2 separate regions of the Mus musculus genome follow, and region 2 is linked to region 1. Evidence: chromatin loops called from intact Hi-C (ENCODE). Cell type or tissue: left cerebral cortex. All regions are shown on one strand. Links, peaks and the distances in the headings refer to the core of each region. The heading gives the core; the rest is flanking DNA.

Evidence for each region. Peaks named below come from ENCODE experiments on the same cell type or tissue, not always from the same donor. Only the 100,000 strongest peaks of a DNase experiment are listed, where the experiment ranks them.
Region 2: a loop joins it to region 1, with 7 times the contacts of the local background. A loop is called at or near these places in 6 of 42 quality-filtered maps.

Annotation. Positions count from the first base shown.
Region 1 is chr9:39,141,464-39,153,704 of GRCm38, reverse strand. Olfr27 (olfactory receptor 27) reads right to left here. Exons shown (of 2, transcript NM_146829.2): 2 at 8,633-9,618. The coding sequence starts at 9,603. The coding sequence ends at 8,668. Among named protein-coding and RNA genes, the nearest start is that of Olfr943, 19 kb to the left of the region's middle. In left cerebral cortex, for the core only: no CTCF peak of the experiment used is centred there; no DNase peak of the experiment used is centred there.
Region 2 is chr9:39,210,043-39,222,283 of GRCm38, reverse strand. It overlaps Olfr944 (olfactory receptor 944), which reads right to left and starts at 4,925. Exons shown (of 1, transcript NM_146507.1): 1 at 3,990-4,925. The coding sequence starts at 4,925. The coding sequence ends at 3,990. In left cerebral cortex, for the core only: no CTCF peak of the experiment used is centred there; no DNase peak of the experiment used is centred there.

The DNA of each region.
Region 1 (12,241 bases), core at 2,634-10,633:
GAGACACACCCAAAGAACTCACTTACAATCCTGAACACTGAAGGTTAAGTTAGTTTGTAGGAGAAATAGTGCATGTTAGAAACCAATATGAGTGGAAGATGAAGTGATAAATAAGAGAAAGATTTGACAGAATAGGATATGCCTAACTCTAACAAGAACAGAGAGGAAGGGGCAGGGGGTGACAGAAGAGAGAACTGAAGAGATGGAGACAGAGGCAGAGAGACAGAGACAGATCCACAGTCAGTTTTTCTGTGAGTAATACAAAGACAGGTTGAAGAGAGAACAAGCTAGACAAAGGTGAAAACAGAGTTAAGCAGATAATGGGATAGGGCCAGAAGATGAGAACAGATTGTTAAAGTTAGTTTTAGGTCAAGTGAAGCAATTCAGTCATAAGTGAGAGAAACCACTTTGAATCAGTCATCTAGGAAAGGAGTTTGAGCCACATAGGTGAATTAAACCATGTAGTCAGAGTTCAAAAAGAGCTAGAAAGGGTGACTTTATTCACCACTAAGTCTCATAGGCTGAAAATATTCTAGGCCTAGATTATACTAATAGAGAGGCTAGACTCTTCGAGGACTAGGCCTGGGTTAACAGATGGAATCAGCAAACCTTAGAGACAACAATTATATTAGACTAATAAAAGTTACTTTTATATATGAGCATGTTTTTTGAAAGTTTGATATGAGGAACAAGAAGACCCATCTCCTACTGAATGTGATAAGGAACAGCCCACATTGCAGTTAATATTTAAACCAATCTATATTCTCAGTGGATGCTATCCTGGCTCCTCTCCAGTGCCCCTTCTTAAAAACTGCCCCAAAGTTCTGGATCCTAGATAGAAATACAGTACACAGACACACACACACACACACACACACACACACAGAGAGAGAGGGGGGGGGGAGATGTAGCTACCAGCAGCCATAGGTTACTGGGAAGAGAAATAATGAGCAAAGACAAAGTTCTCTGATCAAGGCTCAAATTTTAATGTACAGCTCTGAATATATATGGGAAAACCCAACAACCCCTCCCTTTGTATCTGCTGTGTTCTGTTGATTGTTTAAGCTGTATTGACTTGCAAAGTAAGCTCTTCAGTGGCTCAGTGGGCAAGCAATTCTCAGTTCTCTGGCAGGCAGATCTAAATGTAGCAAGGCCAGATGCCTAGCTCCAGTTCCTAAGACTTGTTCAGCCAGCTCAAGGCTAGGGGGAAGGCACACATACACTCTCTCTCATACACAAACACACACAGAGACAAAAATCTTTATAATTTAATATGCTTTAATTCACTCAATGACTCGTCATTCTTTTGTGTTTTTGCTTTTGTTTTTGTTTTTTTGTTTGTTTTTTGTTTTTTTTTTTTGGTTTTGTTTTTCAAGACAGGGTTTCTTTGTAGCCCTTGCTGTCCTGGAACTCACTTTGTAGACCAGGCTGGCCTCGAACTCAGAAATCTGCCTGCCTCTGTCTCCCAAGTGCTAGGATTAAAGGTGTGAGCCACCATGCCCGAAACTCCATGTGGTTAATAGATCCCCTTCCGATATTCTTGAGTTAATTCTTTCTCTATTTTTTTTAATATATATTTCCTGGGCATTTTTGTTTGATTTTCCTTTTTATTTATTTATTTTATAAAATGGATGTTATTCCTTTCCTAGCCCACCACATACCACATTCCATATCTCCTCCCCATGCCCCTGTCTTCATTATGATGTCCCTACTTCCCACCCCACCACACCAGAACTCTAAACTCCCTGGGGCCTCCAGTCTCTTCAGGGTTAGGTGAATCTTCTATGACTAAACCCAGACCAGGCAGTTCTCTCCTATATATGTGTTGGGTGCCTCATAACAGCAGTTGTATGCTGCTGGGATGGTGGTCCAGTATCAGAGATCTTGTGGATCTAGGTGAATTGAGACTGCTGGTTCTTCTAAAAGATCATCCTTCTCTTCATTTTCTTCAAGCTTTCCCCTAATTCCACCACAGAGGTCAGCAACTTCTCTACATTAATTTGGTGTAGATATCTGCCTCTGACTCTTTCAGCTGCTTGTTGGGTCTTTTGGAGGGTACTCATGCTAGGTGTCTTTTTGTGACTGCTCCATAGCTCCATAATAGATAAAAATGGTGTCAGGTCTTGGGGGTTCCCTTTGACCTGGATCCCACTTTGGGCCAGGAGCTGGACCTGCTTTTACTCAGGCTCCTCTCCATATCCATCCATGCAGTTCTTTCAGACAGGAGCAATCTTGGGTCAGAGTTTTGACTGTGAGATGGCAACCCCATTCCTCATTTGATGTTCTGGCTTTCTGCTGGAGGTAGGCTATAGAAGTTCCCCCTCACTAATGTAGGGCATTCCATCTAAGGTTCATCTTTTAATCCTGAGAGTCACTTTCCAGGTCTCTGAAACATTCAATTGCTTTCTGATTGCCATATGGTGGAATCTCACGTTCATTTTGATTATCATTTCTCTGATCACTAAGGATTTTGAACATTTCTTTAGGTGTTTCTCAGCCATTCGCAGATTCCTCTGTTGAGAATTCTCAGTTTAGTTTGATCCTCCATTTTTTTGATTGGGTTGTTTGGGGTTTTGGTGGCTAGCTTCTTGAGTTCTTTATACATTTTGGAATATTAGCCCACTATCGAATGTTGGGTTAGTAAAGATGCTTTTTCCCAATGTGTAGGTGGCTGAATTGTCTTAAAGGCTTTGTCTTTTGCCTTACAGAAACATTCCAGTTTCATGAGGGTGGATTTACCAATTCTTAATCTTAGAGCATGAGCCATTGGGGTTCTGTTTATGAAATTTTCCCCTGTGCCAAAGAGTTCGAGGCTCTTTCCCAATTTCTCTTCTATTAGATTCAGTATATCAGGTTTTATGTTGAGGTCCTTGATCCACTTGGACTTGAGCTTTGCACGGTGACAAATATGGGTCTATTTTCATTTTTCTACATATTGACAGCCAGTAAGACCAGCACCATTTTGTAGCCTCACACAAGCCTGAAGCAGGCTGAGCCATACCTTAACTTTGCTTACCACTAAGGAGATCACCTATGGTGGAGCCTGCCTCCCTGGATCACTCTATTGTTCTGCCACTGCTGCTGCTGCTACCTGCTGGAAGTTGACCTAGCTGTTCCAGAGTCTACATCTGATCCTACAAGTGGTCACCTGCAGCTGGGCTCCAAGGATGATTTGGCAGGAATGGGCTTTCCCCTCTCCTCTATAAAGCATGTCCACCATTAAAAATTTGAACCTTGAGCAGACTAGTTATCTTGGTTCCATTATTTCTCTACATGCCTAGATTCCCTCTTCTCTTCCATTTCCAAGATGCCTTCCAGGCTTGAACCTGGACATGAGAGCCACAGGCCGGCCCCAACACCACTTGTTTAAGATGATTTCATTTTTCTATTGTATATTTTTGGCTCCTTTGTCAAAGATAAAGTCCTTTTAAGTGTGTGGTTTTATTTCTGGGTCTTCACTTCTATTCCATTGATCAAGGTGTCTATCTCTGTACCAATACCATGCAGTTTTAATCACTACTGCTCTGTATAAAGCTTTAGGTCAGGAATAGTGATTCCCCCCAGTCACTCTTTTACTGTTAAAGACTTTTTAAGTTATTTTGTTTTTATTATTATTATTATTAGATATTTTCTTTATTTAAAATTCAAATGTAATCCCCTTATCTGACTTCCCCTCCAAAATCCCCTATCTCATTCCCCTTTAACCTTTTTCTATGAGGATGTTCCCCTGCCCACACACTCACTTCTGCTTCCCCTCCTGGCATAACTGGGTCATCCAGCCTTCACAGGACCAAGGGCCTCTCCTCCCATTGATGTCCATCAAGTCTATCCTCTGCTACTTATGCAACTGGAGCCATGGGTTGCTCCATGTTTATTCTTGGGTTGGTGGTTTAGTCCCTGGGAATTCTGGGGGGTCTTGTTGTTTGATATTGTTGTTCCTCCTATGGGTTTGCAAACCCGCTCAGTACTTTCAGTACTTTTAAAAATTCCTCCATTGGGGATGCTGTACTCAATTCAATGGTTGGCTATGAGCACCCACCTCTGGATTTCTCAGGCTCTTGCAGAGACTCTCAGGAGACAGCGATATCCTGTTCCTAATAGCAAGAACTTTTTGGCATCCACAATGTTGTCTGGTTTTGTTAACTGTATATGGTATGGATCTAGAGAACTCCTAAACTTGATAAAGAACTTCAGCAATGTGACTGAGTGTAAAATTACAACAAATCATTAGCCTTCCTATTATCAAAGGACTAACAGACAGGGAAATAAATTAGGGAAGCGAAAAAGCCTTTACAATACTCAAAAATAATATAAAATACTTTGGGGTAACTTTAACCAAGCAAGTGAAAGATCTGTAAGATAAAAACTACAAGTCTCTGAAGAAAGAATTCAAAGATCTCAAAAGATGATACGATCTCTCATGTTCGTCGATTGGCAGGATTATTATTGTAAAAATAGGCATTTTTCCTAAAGCAATCTACTAATTCAATGTAATCGCCACCAAAATTCCAACTCAATTCTTCATACAGTTAGAACAAACAATTCTCAAATTCATGTAGAATAACAAAAAACTCAGGGTAGAGAAAACCATTCTCAACATAGAAGAACTTCTGGGGAAATCACCATCCCTGACCTTAAGTTGCATTACAGAGCAATAGTTACAAAAACTGAGATTCCACCTCACACCAGTCAGAATGTCTAAGATCAAAAACTCAGGTGACAGCAGATACTGGCGAGGATGTGGAGAAAGAGGAACACTCCTCCATTGTTGGTGAGATTGCAAGCTTGTACAACCACTCTGGAAATCAGTCTGGCGGTTCCTCAGAAAATTGGACATAGTACTACCGGAGGATCCTACAATACCTCTCCTGGGCATATATCCAGAAGATGTTCCAACTGGTAAGAAGGACACATGCTCCACTATGTTCATAGCAGGCTTATTTATAATAGCCAGAAGCTGGAAAGAACCCAGATGTCCCTCAACAGAGGAATGGATACAGAAAATGTGTTACATTTACAGAATGGAGTACTACACAGCTATTAAAAAGAATGAATTTATAAAATTCCTAGGCAACTGGATGGACCTGGAGGGCATCATCCTGAGTGAGGTAACCCAATCACAAAAGAACTCATAGGATATGTACTCATTAATAAGTGGATATTAGCTCATAAACTTAGGATACATTTGCAAAACACATGACACCCAAGAAGAACAAAGACCAAAGCGTGGACACTTTGCCCCTTAGAATTGGAAACAAAACACCCATGGAAGGAGTTACAGAGACAAAGTTTGGAGCTGAGACAAAAGGATGGACCATCTAGAGACTCCCATACCTGGGGATCCATCCCATAATCAGCCTCCAAATGCTGACATCATTGCATACACTAGCAAGATTTTGCTGAAAGGATCCTGATATAGCTGTCACTTGTGAGGCTATCCCGGGGCCTAGCAAACACAGAAGTGGATGCTCACAGTCAGCTATTGGATGGATCACAGGGCCCCCAATGGAGGAGCTAGAGAAAGTACCCAAGGAGATAAAGGGGTCTACAACCCTATAGGTGGAAGAACATTATGAACTAACCAGTACCTCCCAAAGCTCATGTCTCTAGCTGCATATTTATCAGAAGATGGCCTAGTCAGCCATCATTGGGAAGAGAGGCCCCTTGCTCTTGCAAACTTTATATGCCTCAGTACAGGGGAATGCCAGGGCCAAAAAGTGGGACAGGGTGAGTAAGGGAGTGGGAGGGGTATGGGGGACTTTTGGGCTAGCATTAGAAATGTAAATGAAGAAAATACCTAATTAAAAAAAAAAACTTCAGAACAAAGTGGTGGATGAAAAAAAAAAAACTGTATGGTATTGGTACAGAGACAGGCAGGTTGATCAATCGAACAGAATTGAAGACCCATAAATCAACCCAAACACCTATGATCACTTCATCTTTGACAAAGGAGCTAAAACCATTCAGTGGAAAAAAGACAGCATTTTCAACAAATGGTGCTGGTTCAACTGGAGGTCAGCATGGAGAAGAGTGAAAATCAATTAATTCTTATCTCCTTGTACAAATCTCAAGTCCAAGTGGATCAAGGACCTCCACATAAAACCAGAAGTGCTGAAACTAATATGAAAGGAAGTGGGGAAGAACCTCAAACACATAGGCACAGGAGAAAAATTCCTGAACAGAACGCACATTGCTTATACTATAAGATCAAAAATAAACAAATGGGCCTTCATAAAATTGCAAAGATTCTATATGGCAAAGGCCACTGTCAATAGGACAAAATGTCAACCAAAAGATTGGGAAAGACCTTTACCAAACCTTCATCCCATAGAGGGCTAATATCCAATATATAAAAAGAACTCAAGAAGTTAGAACCCAGAGAGCAAAATAACCCTATTAAAAATGCAGTACAGAGCTAAACAATGAATTATCATCTGAGGAATAACAAATGGCTGAGAAGCACCTAAAGAAATGTTCAACATCTTTTTCATCATGGAAATACAAATTAAACCAACCCTCAGATTCCACATCAGAGCACTTAGAGTGGCTAAGGTCAAAAACTCAAGTGACAGCAGATGCTGGAAAGGAGAAAAAGAGGAACACTCCTCCATTGCTGGTGAAACTGTAAGCTTGTAAAACCACTCTGGAAATCAGTTTGGCAGTTCCTCAGAGAATTGGACATAGTACTCTCTGAGGACCCAATTATATCATTCCTGGGCATAAACCCAAAAGATATTCTAACATATAACAAGGACAAATGCTTTACAATGTTCCTAGAAACCTTATTTACAATAGCCAGAAGCTTTTAAGAACCCAGATGTCCTTCAACAGAGGAATGGATACAGTAAATGTAGTACATTTACACAATGGAGTACTACTCAGCTATTTAAAACAATGAATTAATGAAATTCTTAGGTAAATGGATGGAACTAAAAATTTCATCCTGAGTGAGATAAACCAATCACAAAAGAACACACATGATATGCACTCACTGATAAGTGGATATTAGCCCAAAAGCTCAGAATACCCAAGATACAATGTACAGACTACATAAAGATCAAGAAGAAGCAAGACCAAAGTATGTGTGCTTTAGTCCTTCCTAGAAGGCAGAACAAAATACCCATGGGAGGAGATACAGAGACAAAACGTGGAACAGAGACTGAAGGAAAGACCATCAAGAGTTTATTCTTTCTACATCTGTATTTTATCTTTTCTGCTACAGATCCTTCTAAGTAATTCTCCTGGGGCTGCTTTCCCCTTTTCACCTGAATTTCTGCCATCAAGGAGTGGTCTGTCCTACACCATTCTCATGTTGGACTCCCTTCTTCTTCCTCTCCTGGGTTTCTTGTATCAAAATCCTAAATAACTTGCCTCTGTCTCCGTACCCAGCCATTGGCTATTTGAACCTTTATTTCCCAATCAAAACCAAGGACACATAATCGCACTATCTTGCACGCAGACATACTAATTTTCATGTAATATGGAAAATTAGTTAATCTCAACAATTTCATTACGATGAAAGCAACAAACTCGTAAACAAACAAAACAAAAATGCAAATTTCAAATTTCAACCTACCCTATTCAGATAAAAATCAAGAATACAAAATTTTGGTAACTGCTACAACTATAATTGAATTTTCTATGGTGAGTTAAATAAGTAGCTAAGAGTGTAAATAAGCCAGCAAATGAATGAATGAATGAATGAATGAATGAACGAACAAACAAAAAAACAAACAAACAAACAAACAAACAAACAAATAAATAAATTCAAGTCTGTCCTAATACCAAAGGACTTGACATTCTATACAACAGTTTAGTCATATTTCATCTACTGCTATTCTCAAGAGCAAAAAAAATGAAAGTGACTTAAAGAACTATACATGATTAAATGTAATGAAAATACAGTAGAATTTTAAGTAAATAGAAAAAGAATTTGAAATTTTTATGTAAATAAATGAAACTAGAAAAGATTGATGGAGGTGACTCAGAGCCAGAAAGAGTATCAACACATGCTCTTCAATGTAGAACTGAGAATTCTTAAGCACTACATTCTGAGATGAAGAACTGTGAGAAAATAAGAATTACTGAGAACAGAATTAGTCTTCATATGGGCATATATGGAATAAAGGAGACAAAGCCATTAATTTGAGAGAGAGCAGAGTGACCATGGGAGTGGTTAAAGGGAGATGAGGGACCACTTAAAATTACAGCACTCTCATATTAAATTCTGAAAAATGAAAGGAGCTGGTGGTGGGGGTAGGGGAAGGTATGGAATGTAGAACATTCAGAGGATGGACAGGGAGGGGATAAAGTCAGGAGTGTAAAAAAAGATAAAATAAATTCTTTTAAAGGTATCACTTGTTGTAATTAACAAAAAGTTTATATTTTTAAAGTAAAGTTTATCAAATATGAAGGAAAATATACATACAATGATGGGATGTCATCTATAAGAATAACAATTTGTATAATCTATAATATTTGTATATGTTTTGATTCTCATAAACATATAACATATTAGGTACTCAAAAATTAAGTTGCAATTTCTAATTGTAAAATTATTAAAGGATCCTAGCAAATAAGTAATAATAATGACAGGTGGAGTCGAAATATATTTCTATGTATTTTTAATTACTTTTCTGTGATAAACAATGTTCACATGATTCCTGCTTACATGAATTTTTTTCTTTCAAGTATTTTCTTCAATGAAATACTGACATCCTTATTCCTCAGGCTGTAGATTAAGGGGTTCAGCATGGGTACAACAGTAGTATAAAACACAGAGGACACTTTTGCTTGGCCCATAGAATTCAGTGATGAGGGCTGTAAGTACGTGAATGCACCAGAACCATAAAAGATAGCAACAGCAGAGATGTGGGAACTGCAAGTACTAAAAGCCTTGAACTTGCCCTCCCTGGAGTGAATGCAGAGGATGGTGGCAATAATGAAGATGTAGGAAGTAATAATGGTCAGCACTGGGATAAAGACATTCAGTGTAGCAATAACTAGAATCAATATTTCAATGATAAACGTATTAGAGGATGCAAGATTCAAGAGGGGTAGAAGATCACAGAAATAGTGGTTAATCACATCTAAATTGCAGAACTGAGTCCTAAGCATGAAGCCAGTGTTTAAGGATGAACAGAACACAGCAAAAATATATATTCCTGAAATCAGAGAACTGTAAATCTGATAGGACATGGTTACATTGTAAAGCAAGGGGTTACAAATAGCAACATATCGGTCATATGCCATTGCAGCTAATGTGTAGCACTCTGCAATACCAAATATGAGGAAGAAGTAGAGCTGAGCCATACATCCAGAGTAAGAGATGATGTTCTTCTCTGTCAGAAAGCTCATGAGCATTTTAGGAATAACAACTGTGGACTGACAGAAGTCAATGAAGGACAGACTGCTGAGGAAATAGTACATGGGTGTGTGCAGGTGGGAACTGAGCCCAATTAGTGTGATCATGCCCAGGTTCCCTGCCACAGTGATCAGATAGATTCCTGTGAAGAGCAGGAAGAGTGGCAGCTGGAGTTCTGACTTCTCTGAGAGCCCAACTAAGAAGAACTCAGTCACTGTGCAGCGGTTTCCTGCTGCCATGTCCTCCAATCAAATCTAAAGGAGAAAAAAGTTTGCAAACCAATTAACTGATTAAAGTTTATTTTTCATTTACTTGTACAAAAAGTCCGCATGTAAATTATTTCTGCTTAAGTATACATTTGCCATCAATATAGTTTCCTTTAGTGAATTAACTTAGATAAATACAATTAATTTTTAAAAATTTTAAACATATACTTAAAATTAAGAATGCATTTATATAAAATACTACCATTGAGTTAAAGCTATAAAATTTCATGTGTTCAAAACTATGCCTCAAATTTGAGATATAGAGTGAGTATTAGTGTGCAAAGATATCCTACTGTGTCAAGGAAGTAATTTTTCCACAAAGGCAATGAATTATTATCCAAAATCTGATTTCAGATGGGATCTCCAGAGTCCTACATTTTGACATTTCTATTTCTCTAATCCATAATCTACATTAAGTCTTTAAATACACCAAAGTGAAAATTAATTGAGCTATGGAGCACCCATTGCATTAAATATTTGAAATTTGGTACTACTAGGATTAAGTAGTGAATGCATGATTCTACTAGCATGGGATGCTGCTTGGGGAACCATTTCTGGAAGAGAATCAGTCAGTAGTGTTTATCTAAGGAACCCAAAAAGACAAAGTGCCCAGATTCACTCCTATTTCATACCAAGAAAACTGATATCTAATACAATATATTTTTTAATTTTTACAGTGTAAAGAATTAAGTATTACTGGCATCTTATCACTCAAAAAAATCTGCAGTACAATTTTTGCATTGTAAGTTAATACTGAAAAACTTTCAAGTAGAAATTTAGGTATTCCTACATATTAAAATTAAAGAAAGAGACTCAAGTCACATCTTCCTTTTCCACTTATATGTTGTGAAATAAGGAGGATTGCAATGCAGAAACCCATTAGCTAGGGGAAAATATAAGTACTGTCTTATATTCTTTCAAACTCTGCATCATTTATTGATTGTGTACACATAATAACTTCCTAAATGAATTAGAATTTTGTCATTAAAGACATTTCTTTCTTCCCATCTGCACCTCTACTCAGAGATGATGGGCTTGCCTACCCCTTTCAAATACCCCAGAGCCTGTCCGTGTCCAAGGGGTCTGCTGTAACCAGGGACACAGTTGAGATCCCTGCCCCAATACCTAAGGCAGCTGAAAAATCCCACGGAGCAGAAAGTGGATCTATCCCCTCTGCCATAGGCCAATCATCCTTTAGATCTGAACCTCCCTCTGGGACAGATCTGCTGCCTGTCTCTTCAACCACATCCCATAGCATGCTTGTCTCCAAGGATGTCTGACATAATTTGGGACACAGGTGAGACCTCTTTCACACTAACCCATTTCAACTGGGACTTCGTAGAGTCCAGCAGATGTGGGATCTATCTTTTTTACAGGAGCCCCATCTTCTTTCTGATATGTACCTTCACCCTGGTAAGATAGATCAGTGTGACTGCCCCTCTTTCATACCACACATATTGCCTGGAGATCAGCCTTAACTAGGGACACATTTGAAACATTTGACACAATAAGCACAGAAACCATGTCCCTGCCACTGCACAGAGACCAGCAGATTTGGGATGTATCATGCTTTGCCTAAGCCACATAGTCCTTTTATTCTGTACCTCCATCTGGAACTGGGGAAGATCCTACCCTTGGAACCCAAAACCTGACTGTCTCCTGGGAAGTTCACCCTAAACAGGATCGCAGGACATCTGCCCTAACCATGGACATAAGAAGACTGCTCTAACCAGGGACAGAGGAGGCCTATTCTAATGAGGGACACAAGAGTCCCACTCCCCCAACATAAACAGCACTTCCTGCCATCCAGGAGGCCTGACCTAACCCAGGTCATTAACTCTACTTCATCCAACCAGGGAGGCTCCAGTAAGAGATATACATGTGCATTAACACCAGAGGTTACCAAATAGCAAGAGGCAAGCACAAGAACATAAACAACAGAAATCATGTAATCTGGCACTATTACAATCTACTTTTCTCACCATGAAATGCCTGGATTCCATAACATACCTGAAAAGGAATATTCTGACCTAAAATCCCATCTTATGAAGATGGTAGAAGCCTTTTAAGGAGGCTATAAAAACTCCATTAGAGGAATACAAGAAAAGAGGCAAATAGGTAGAAGCACTAAAAGAGAAAATTAAGATATCCCTTGACGGACTATAGAAAATTAAAATCAAGTAGGTAAAAGAAATGAACAAAACAGTTAATGACATAAAACTGGAAACAGAAGAATAAAGAAATCACAAACCCAGACAGAAAACCTAGGAAAGAGATCAGGAGCTACAAATGCAAGCATCACCAGCAGAATACAAAAGATAGAAAAATAAATACCATAAAAGATATTGAAGCATCAATGAAAGGAAAACAAAGTATAATAGGCTCTTAACTAAAAATGCCAAGGAAATCCAGGACACACAAATGACCAAAACTAAGAATAATAGGAATAGAAGAAGGTAAAGATTCCCTGTCAAAAATCAAGAAAACATCTGCAACAAAATTAGAAAAGAAAACTTCCCTAACCTAAAGAAAGAGATGACCAAGATGAAGACTTTATAATATCTAATATATTAGATCAGAAAAGATAATGCTCCCATCACATTCTAATCAA
Region 2 (12,241 bases), core at 1,748-9,747, 69 kb before region 1:
TCTTATCACCCTGTGCAAATCTCAACTCCACGTAGATCAAGGACCTCCACATAAAACCAGAAACACTGCACCTAATATAAGAGAAAGTGGTGAAGAACCTTAAACACATAGGCACATAGGAAAATTTCCTGAAAGAACACAAATGGTTTATGCTCTAAGGTAAAGTTTAGATATATGTGACCTTATAAAATTACAAAGCTTCTATACAGTAAAGGGAACTATCAATAGGATGAAATGTCAAACAATAGTGTGGGAAAATATCTTTACCCATTCTACATCTGACATAGGGCTAATATCCAATATATACAAAAACTCAAGAAGTTAGACCTCAGAGAGCCAAATAACCCCATTAAAAATGTAGTACAGAGCAAAACAAAGAATTCTCAACTAAGGAATACTAAATGGCTGAGAAGCAACTAAAGAAATGTTCAAAATGCTTAGTCATCAGGCAGATTCAAATCAAAACAACCCTGAGATTCAACCTCACACCAGTCAGATTGTCCAAAAGCAGAAATTCAGGTGACAGTAGAGGCTGGTGAGGATGTAGAGAAAGAGGAACACTCCTCAGTTGCTGTTGAGATTTAAGATGGTACAACCACTCTGGAAATCAGTTTGGCAGTTCCTCAGAAAATTGGAACCTGAGGATCCTGCTATACCACTCCTGGGCATATACCCAAAAGATGTTCTAATATATAACAAGGACAAATGCTCTATTATGTTCTTAGGAACCTTATTTAGAATAGCCAGAAGCTGTTAAGAACCCAGATGTCCTTCAACAGATGAATGGATACTGAAAATGTGATACATTTACACAGGGGAGTACTACTCAACTATTAAAAACAGTGAATTTCATGAAATTCTTAGGCAAATGGATAGAACTAGAAAATTTCATGCTGAGTAAGGCAACCCAATCACAAAAGAAAATGCATGATATGCACTCACTGATAAGTGGATTTTAGCCCAAAAGCTCAGAATACTCAAGATACAATTTTTTTTTGGGGGGGGGGCGGAGGACAGGGTTTCTCTGTGTAGCTCTGGCTGTCCTGGAACTCACTTTGTATACCAGGCTGACCTTGAACTCAGAAATCTGCCTGCCACTGCCTCCCAGGTGCTGGGATTAATGGCATGCACCACCACATCCGGCTCCCAAGATACAATTTACAGACCATATGATGCTCAAGAAAAGCAAGACCAAAGTATGGGTACTTTGGTCTTTCCTAAAAGACAGAACAAAATACATGTGGGTGGAGATACAGAGACAAAATACGGAGCAGAGACTGAAGGAAAGACCATGCAGAGTTTTTTCTCTCTAAGTCTATATTTTACCTTTACTGCTCCAGACCCTTCTGGGTAACTCTTCCAGGGCTGCTTTACCCTTTGCACCTGAATTTCTGCCATCAAGGAATGGTCTGTCCTACACCCCTCTCATATTGGACTCTCTTCTTCTGCCTCTGCTGTATTTCTTGCATCAGAATACTAAATATCTTGCCTCTGTCTCTGTGCCCAGCCATTGGCTGCTTGAAACTTTATTTCCCAATCAAAACCAAGGACACAGAACCATAATGTCCTGTAAACATATATACAAATTCCCATGTGGTATGGAAAATTACTCAATCTCTACTATCCTATTATAATGAAACTAAGAAACTAGGAAACAAACAAACAAAACTCAAATGCAAATTTCAGATTTCAACTTATCTTATTAAGATAAAATCGAGAATATAAAATACAAATATGTACATATACATATATATCAAGAGGATGTTGAGAAATGTTAACTAAACTTTGTCCACTTTTGAAATTTTTGTTAACTGCTGCAGCTTCTATTGAATTTGCTGTGGTGGTATAAATAAGTAAGTAAGAGTGTAAACAAGCCAATAGATAGATAGATAGATAGATAGATAGATAGATAGATAGATAGATATATAGATAGATAGATAAAGTAACATATGACCCTGAAATTTCAGTCTTTGGCCTATGACCAAAGACTTGATTCTACACAACAGTTAACTGCTCAGCCATACTTCATCTGCTATTCTCAAGAGCAAAGAAGTGGAAGTGAACTAAATGAACTATACATAATTGAGTGATCATGAAAATAGAGTAGAATTTTATGTAGGTGTCAAGAAAAATAAGAATTTGAAATTTTCATGTAAATAAGTGAAACTAGAAAAGATTGATGGTGGTGACTCAGAGCCAGAAAGACAAACAACACTGCTCTCCAAAGGAGAACTGACAAATATCAAGCACCCCATTCTGAGATGAAGAAAAGTGGGAAAATAAGAATTATTGAGAACAGAATATGTCTTCCTATGAGTATATATGGATTAAAGGAGAAGACGTCATTAATTGAGAGATAGCAGAGTGACCATGGGAATGGTTGAATGGAGACAAGGGAACAGATATAGTTACAGCACTTATATATCAAATTCTGAAAAATGAATTAAAATTATTTTAAAATGCATGGTATGTACTCACTAATAAGTGGATTTTATCAAAAAAAAAAGAAGAAGAAGAAGAAGAAGAAGAAGAAGAAGAAGAAGAAGAAGAAGAAGAAGAAGAAGAAGAAGAAGAAGAAGAAGAAGAAGAAGTACAGAATACCCAGGACACAATCCACAGAACGTAAAAAAGGTTAAACTGAAGAGCCCAAGTGAGTATGTCTCAATCCTCAATCCCTCTTGGGAGGGAGAAGAGGGCAATCTCAGGATGGGGCAGGGAGGGAGGGAACTGTGTAGAGAAGGAGACAGGGAGGAAAAGAGGGGAACATGATCAGGTATTGGGAGAGGGGGCAAGACTGAAGACAAGGGCCAACAGAAAGAATCAAAACAGGCAACCCTGGGAGGTAGAAAGTGGGGGGAACCCTCCAGAATAAACCAGAGACCTAGGATGTGGGCGACTCTCAGGACTCTAACTGAGAGACCTTATATGAAAAGCCCTACACTAGTAAGAGGGAACTTGTAGAGGCCACCTCCAGCAGAAAGGCAGGGCATCAATTGAGGGATGGGGTTGTCATCATACAGTCAAAACTCTGACACAGAATTGTGCTTGTCTGAAAGAACTGCAGGAGTAAAAATGGAGAGGAGCCAAAGCAAAAGGAGTTTGAGCAACAGAACCAAATTGGGATCAGGCTCAAGGGGAAGCTCCAAGGCCTGACACTATTACTGATGCTGTAGTGTGCTCACAAAAAGGGACCTGCCATGACTCACCTCTGAAAGATAAAACAAGCATGAAAGTTTCAGATGCAGATTATTTACACCAAATCGATGGGCAGAAGCTGCTGTCCCTGGTGGTTGAATTATTGAAAAGCTGGAAGAAGCTGAGGAGGGACACAACCCTATAGGAGGATAAGCACTGTCAACTAACCTGAACCTGTGAGTTATCTCAGACACTGAGACACCAACCAGGAACCCCCCTACATTTTAATTTTAATTGTAAAATTATACAGCAGAGGACTGCAGGATTTGGACTCAGACAGAGAAGATGCACCAAATCCTCAAGAGACAGAAGTCCACAGGGAATAGAGAGTTCTCATGGGATAGAAAATGGGGGATGGTGAAATTATCATGGAAACAGGTGAGGGGGTGGAGAAAGGTATGGGATGTGGAACATTCAGAGGATGTACAGGGAGGGAATAAAATCTGGAGTTTTAAAAATGAAGAAATAATTTTTTAAAAGGTGTCATTTGTGGTAAACTAGAAAGAGGTTTATATATTTTTAAAGTCTATCAAATATGAAGAAAAATATACATAAAATGAAGGGACATCATCTATGATCGTAACAATTTGTGTAAACTATACTATTTGTATACATTTCTTATTCTGATAAACATATAATATATTAGGTACTCAAAAATTAAGTTGCAATTACCAATTGTAAAATTATTAAAGGATCCTAGGAAATATGTAATAATAATGACAGGTGGAGTCAAAAATATTTCTATGCATTTTTAATTATTTTTCTGTGGTGAATAATTCTCACATGATTTCTGCTTACATGAATTTTTTTCTTTCAAATATTTTTTTCAGTGCAAAACTGACATCCTTATTCCTCAGGCTGTAGATGAAGGGGTTCAGCATGGGTACAACTGTAGTACAAAACACAGAGGACACTTTTGCTTGGCCCATAGAATTCAGTAATGAGGGCTGTAAGTATGTGAATGCTCCTGAACCATAAAAGATAGCAACAGCAGAGATGTGGGTACTACAAGTACTAAACCCTTTGAACTTGCCCTCACTGGAGTGAATGTAGAGAATGGTGGCAATAATGAAGATGTAGGAAGTAATAATGGTCATCACTGGGATAAAGACATTCAGTGTAGCAATAACTAGAATCAATATTTCATTGATATAGATATTAGAGGATGCAAGATTCAAGAGGGGAAGAAGATCACAGAAATAGTGGTTAATCACATCTAAATTACAGAACTGAATCCTAAACATGAAGCCAGTGATTAAGGATGAACAGACCACAGCAAAAATATATGACCCCGAAATCAGAGAATTGTAAATCTGATAGGACATGGTTACATTATAAAGCAAGGGGTTACAAATAGCAACATATCGGTCATAGGCCATTGCAGCTAACGTGTAGCACTCTGCAATACCAAATATGAAGAAGAAGTAGAGCTGAACCATGCATCCAGAGTAGGAAATGATGTTCTTCTCTGTCAGAAAGCTCATGAGCATTTTAGGAATAACAACTGTGGACTGACAGAAGTCAATGAAGGACAGACTCCTGACGAAAAAGTACATGGGGGTGTGCAGGTGGGAACTAAGCCCAATCAGTGTGATCATGCCCACGTTTCCTGTCACAGTGATTAGATAGATTCCAAGGAAGAGGAGGAAGAGGGGCAGCTGGAATTCTGGCTTCTCTGAGAGCCCAACTAAGAAGAACTCAGTCACTGTGCAGTGGTTTCCGGCTGCCATGTCCTCCAATCAGATCTAAAGGAGAATAAAGTTTGTAAGCCAATTAACTGAATAAAGTTTATTTTTCATTTACTTGTACAAAAAGCTCATGTAAACTCTTTCTGCTTAAGTATACATTTGCCATCAATATAATTGCCTTAAGTGAATTAGCTTAGATAAACACAATTAATTTTTATTTAAAAATTTAAACACATACTTAATTAAAAATGCATGTATATAAAATACTGTCATTGAGTTAAAGCTATAAAATTTCATGTGTTCAAAACTATGCCTCAAATTTGAGATGTAGAGTGCGTATTACTGTGCAAAAATATCCCACTGTGTCAAGGAAGTATTTTTTCCACAAATGCAATGAATTATTATCCAAAATCTAATTTCAGATGAGTTCTCCAGAGCTTTACTTTAGACATTACTATTTCTCTAATCCATAATCTACATAAAGTCTTTAAATACACAATAGTGAAAATTAATTGAGCTCTGGAGCACCCATTCCATTTATTATTTGAAACTTGTTACTAATAGGATTAAATAGTGAATACATGATTCTATTAACATGGGATGCTGGTTGGGGAACCATTTCTGGAAGAGAATCAGTGAACAATGGTTACCTTAGGAACCCATAAACACAAAGTGCCCAGATTCATTTCTATTACATACCAATAAAACTGATAGCTAATATAATATATCTTTTAATTTTTACAGTGTAAAGAATTAAGTATTACTGGCATCTTATCACTAATAAATCTGCAGTACAAATTTTACATTGTATGATCATATTGACAAACACTCAAGTAGAAAATTAGGTATTCCTACATATTATAATCAAAGAAACAGACTCAAGTCAGTTCTTCCTTTTCAATTTATGTGTTGTGAAATAAGAAGAATTGCAATGCAGAAACCCATTAGCTAGGGGAAAATATAAGTACTGTACTATATTCTTTCAAACTCTAAATCAGTTGTTGATTGTGTACACATAATAACTTCCTAAATAAATTAGAATTTTATCATTAAAAAGTAAGATGTTACTTTCTTCCAATCTGTACCTCTACTCTGAGATGATGGGTTTGCCTGCCCCTTTCCAATACCCCACAACCTGTCTGTGTCCAAGGGGTCTGCTGTAACCAGGGACACAGTTGAGACCCCTGCCCCAATACCTAAGTCAGCTGAAAATCCCACGGAGCAGAAAATGGGTCTATCCCCTCTGCCATAGGCCAATCATCCTTTAGATCTACACCTCCCTCTGGGACAGATCTGCTGCCTGTCTTCTCTCCCACACCCCATAGCATGCTTGCCTCCAAGGATGTCTGCCATAACTTGGGACACAGGTGAGACCTCTGTCCCACTAACCCAAGTAAACTGGGACCTTCATAGAGTCCAGCAGATGTGGGATCTCTCTTTTCTACAGGAGCCCAATCTTCTTTCTGATATGTACCTTCACCCTGGTCAGATGTGTGACTGCCCCTCTTTCATACCACATATATTACCTGTCTCTCAGGAAGTCAGCCTTAACCAGGGACACATTTGAAACATTTGACCCAAAAAAGCACACCAACCAAGACCCTCTCACTGCACAGAGACCAGCAGATTTGGGGTGTATCCTGCTCTTCCTGAGCCACATAGCCCTTCTAGTCTGTACCTCCTTCTGGAACTGGGAAAGATCCTATCCTTGGGCCCCGAAACCTGACTGTCTCCTGGGAAGTTCACGCAAAACAGCATTACAGGATGTCTTCCCTAAGCATGGACATAGGAGGACTGCTCTAAAAAGGAACAGAGGAGGCCTGTTCTAATGAGGGACACAAGAGCCCCAGTCCCCCAACATAAACATCACTTCTTGCCTTCCATAAGACCTGACTTAACCCAGGTCATTAGCTCTACTGCATCCAAACAGGGAGGATCTAGTAAGAGTCATACATGTGAATTAACACCAGAGGCAACCAGATAGCAAGAGGCAAGCACAAGAACATAAGGAAGAGAAAACATGTAATCTGGCACTATTACAATCCACTTTTCTCACCATGCAATGCCTGGATTCCATAACATATGTGAAAAGCAATATTCTGACCTAAAATCCTATCTCATGAAGATGGTAGAAGCCTTTTAAGTAGGCTATAAATAAGTTCCTTAGAGGAATACAGGAAAAGAGGCAAGTAGGTAGAAGCACTTAAAGAGGAAATGAAGAAATATAGGAAATCAAAATCAAGTAGGTGAAAAAAATGAACAAAAGAGTTAATGACATGAAACTGGAAACAGAAGAATAAAGAAATCACAAACCCTGACAGAAAACCTAGGAAAGAAATCAGGAGCTACAGATGCATGCATTACCAACAGAATAAAAAAGATAGAAGAATCTTGAGTATAAAAGAATCTCAAGTATAAAAGATATTGAAGCATCAGTCAAAGAAAAACAAAGTATAATAGGCTCTTAACTCAAAACACCAAGGAAATCCAGGACACACAAAAAGACCAAAACTAAGAATAATAGGAAAAAAGAGGGTGAAGATTCCCTATCAAAAATCAAGAAAACATCTGGAACAAAATCATAAAATAAAACTTCCCTAACCTAAAGAAAGAGATGACCAAAATGAAGAAGTCTTTAGAATACCTAATAGATTAGATCAGAAAAGATAATCCTCCCATCCCTTTCTAATCAAAGCATTAAATGCACAGAACAAAGAAGGAATAAAAAGGGCTATAAAGAAAAAAAGCTGACTTACCAGAATACACCAAACTTCTCAAAAGATATTCTAAAAGCCAGCAGATCCAGGACAGATGTCACACAGACCCTAAGAGAACAGAAATATCAGCCCAGGCTACATTGCCCAGCAAAATACTCAATCTCCATTGATGGAGAAACCAAGATATTCCATGGCAATACCAAATTTTAACAACACCTTTCAACTAATCCAACCCTACAAAGGATACTAGAAGGAAAACTTCAACTAAATTAGTGTAACTATACCCAAGAAAATACAAGAAAGTAATCATCTCATAACACCAAAAAGAAGAGAACCACACATACAAATACCATATCCATCAACAATCTTACAAGAAAATAGCAATCATTGGTCTTTAATATCTCTCAACATCAATGGGCTCAATTCTCCAATATGCTAAAAAACTGGATAAATAAATGCGATCAAGAACTTTGCTGTATACAAGAAACATAACTCAGTGTCAAAGACAGACACTACCTCAGAGAAGAATGCTGGAAAAAAATCCAAGTAAATGGGAAAAAATACTTGTGTAGCCATTATAATATCCAATAAAATAGATTTTTCAACCAGAAGATAACAAAAGAGATGAGGATGGACACTTTATACTCAACAAAGGAAAAATCCACCAAGATGAACTCTTAATTCTGAACATCTATCCCACAAATGCAAGAGTATCCACATCCATAAAGAAAACCTTTATTAAAGATCAAAACACACACTGAACCTCACATAGTAATAGTGGGATATGTAAACACCATACTCTCACCAATGGAGAGATCATGGAAAACAAAACTACACAGAACGAGATTGAAACTAACAGGAGTTATGAACTAAATGGTTTTATTATATAACATCAGGATATTTTACTCTAAAATAAAAGAATATAAATTTTCAGTAACTCATGGAGCTTTCTCCAAAATGGACAATAAAATCAGACACAAAACAAGCCTAAACACATACAAGAAGTTTCAAATAATTCTATGCATACTCTCCCATAGACAATGGCTGAACTTCTATAGCCATAAAAACAAGAATCATGGAAACCGAATAACTTTCTACTTGATAATAAATTGATGAATGAAGAAATAAACAGCAAAATTAAAGACTTTTGAGAATTCAATGAAAATTAAGGCAGAACATATCCAAATAAGTGGGACACAATGAAAGCAGTGCTAAGAAGAAAATCCACAACACTAAGAACCTTCATAAAGAAATTTGAGAGGTCCTACACTAGCAACTTAATCATATATCTAAAACCTCTAGAAGATAAAGATCAAACACATCCAACAAGAGTAGAAGGGAAGAAATAATCAAACTCATGTCTGGATATAACCTGTTAGAAACAAAGAGAACTATACAAAGAATCAAAAAAAAATTAAGAGCTGGTTCTTTGAGAAAATCAACAAGATAGATAAACCCTTAGTCAAATTAACTAAAGGACACAGAGATAGTACCAAAATGAACAAAATCAGAAATTAAAATGGAGACTTAACAACAGAAACTCTGGAAATTAAACATATATATATATATATATATATATATATATATATATATATATATATATATATATATCTCAGGTCTTACTACAAAAACTGTACTCAACAAAACTAGAAAATCTAAATGAAATGGATAATTTTCTAGACTGATACCACTTACCAAAGTTAAATCAAGATCATGTAAACCATCTAAACACTCCTGTAACCACTGAAGAAATAGAAGCAATCATTAAAAACCTTCCAACCACAAAAAAATGGTTTTAGTTCAAAATTGTACCAGACATTCAAAGAAGAGCTAATACCAAGACTCCTCAAACTATTTCACAGAATAGAACCATAAGGAAACCTACCTAATTTATTGTATGATGCCACAGTTCCTCAGATACTTAAACCACACAAAGACACACAAAGAAAGAATGTCAGCCCAAATATGCTTATAAATATCAATGCAGAAATCGTCAATAACATTCTCACAAACTAAATACAAGAATACATCAACAGCATCATACATCATGATCAATTATGCTTAATCCCAGGCATGCAGAAATGGCTCAGGATATGAAATTCCATCAACATAATCCACCATATAAACAAACTCAAATAACTCACATCATAACCTATAATATTCTATAAATGCATTTGAAAAATTACAACTCTACTTCACCCAAAAAATATTTGAGATTAGGAATTCATGACACACACATAAACATAATAAAAGCAATATATAGCAAACAAACAGCCAACTTCAAATTAAATGGAGAGAATCTAGGAGCAATCCCCAAAAATCAGGGACAAAAAAGGCTGCCCCACTCTCTCAGTATCTATTTAATATAGTACTCAAAGTTCTAGCTAGACACCAGAGAACATCAAAGTGGATACAAGTTAGGAAGGAAGAAACCAGGGTATTACTATTTGCAGATTATATGAATAGTATACATAACAGATGCCAAAAATTCTACCATAGAACTCCTAATGTTGAGAAACAACTTCAGCAATATGGCTGGATTTCAAATGGACTCAACCACATCATTAGGCTTCCTTTATACGAATGATAATTGAGCTGAGAAAGAAGTTAGGGAAATAAAACCCTTCACAATATCCACAAATAATATAAGAAATTCTTAGGCTATCTCTAACCAGGCAAGTGAAAGATCTGTATGTGAAGAACTTGAAATCCCAGAGGAAAGAAATCAAAGAACACAGAAGATAGTAAATTCTCCCATGCTAATGGAATGCTAAGACTGGCACAGTAAAAATGATTTCTTACCAAAAGCAATCTAGAGATTCAATGAAATAACCATTAAACTGTCAACACAATTCTTCAAAGACATGGAAAGAGCAATTCTCAACTTCATATGAAATAAACAAAAACAAAACAAAAGTAAAAATAAAAAAATACAAATAATAATTTAAAAAAAATCCCCGCTGGGAAGTGATGGTGCACACCTTTAATCCCAGCACTTGGGAGGAAGAGGCAGGTGGGTTTCTGAGGTCGAGGCTAGCCTGGTCTACAGAGTGAGTTCCAGAACAGCCAGGACTACACAGAGAAATACTGTACCAAAACAAAAACAAAAACAAAAACAAATAAAAAAAAAACCAACCAAACACACAAACAAACAAAAATCCCAGGATAGAAAAAAACAATCTCAACAAAGGAACATTTGGGGGAAATCACTATTCTTCAACCTCAAGCTGTAGCACATATAGAGCAATAGAGAGTAAAAACAAATAGTATTGGTACAGAGTCTGACAGGTCAATCAATGGAATAAACTTGAAGACCCAGAAATAAATGAACATACATATGGACACTCACTTAACAAAGAAACCAAAAACATTCGATGGATAAAAGAAATAACCTTCAACAAATTGTGCTGGCCTAACTGGTGGTCTACATGTAGAAGAATGCAAATTGATCCATATCTATTACCTGGTACAAAGGTCAAGTCCATGTGGATCAAGGACCTCAAAATAAACCCAGATATATAAAGTTTAATACATGAGAAAGTAGCAAATAACCTAGAATGCATTGGCACAAGGGAAAATTTCCCATACAGAAGACCAGTGAATCAGGTTCTAAGATCAACAATTGATGAATGGAACCTCATGGAAATAAAATTCTTCTGCAAGGAAAAGAACGCTGCCAATGGGACAAAATGACAGACTACAGATTTGGAAAATATCTTTAGTATCCCTACATCCAATACAGAGCTAAAATATACAACACACACAAGTAGGTAGAATCCAGAAAAGCAAATAACCCAATGAAAATATGGGATACAGAGATAAACAGGGAAATTTCAGCAGAAGAATCTCAAATGACTGAGAATCACTTAAAGCAATGTTCAGCAACCTTAGTCATCAAGGAAAGACAAAACAAAATTATTATGATATTACACCTTAAACCAATCAGATTGGATAAGATCAAAAACTCTGGAGACAGCATACACTGGCAAGGATATGGAGAAAGAGGAGCTCTTATACATTGCTGATGTGATTGCAAACTGGTACAGCCACTATGGAAATGAATATGGTAGTTCCTCTGAAAATTAGAAATAGTTCTATCTAAAGAACAAGCTGTATCATTCTTGAGCATATAACCGAAAGATATTCCACTATACCAGAAGGACACATGCTCTACTTATGTTTATAGTGGCCTTATTTGTTATAGCCAGAAGCTGGAAACTGCCCAGATGCCCCTCAACTGAAGAGTGGATGCAGAAAATGTGTTTCATTTACATAGTGGAATATTATCCAGCCATTAAAAACAAGGACATCATGAAGTTTGCAGACAATGAATGGAAGTAAAAAATATCCTTCTGAGCCATGTAACCCAACCCAAAAGGACATACATGGTATGTATTCACTGATAAGTTGATAATAGCCAAAAAGTACAGAAGAGCCATGATACAACTCAAAGACCATTTGAAGCTTAACAAGAATGAAATCCCAAGTGTGGATGCAATTCAATTCAAAAGGGCAAACAAAATAATCACAGGAGGCAGAGGGAGGAAGGGACTTGAGTGAGAGAGGGGAAAAGCGGGGCAGGATCGTGTATGGGAAAGAAGCCCACGGAGTCAAGAGAATGAATGGAAATATGCAGCAGTA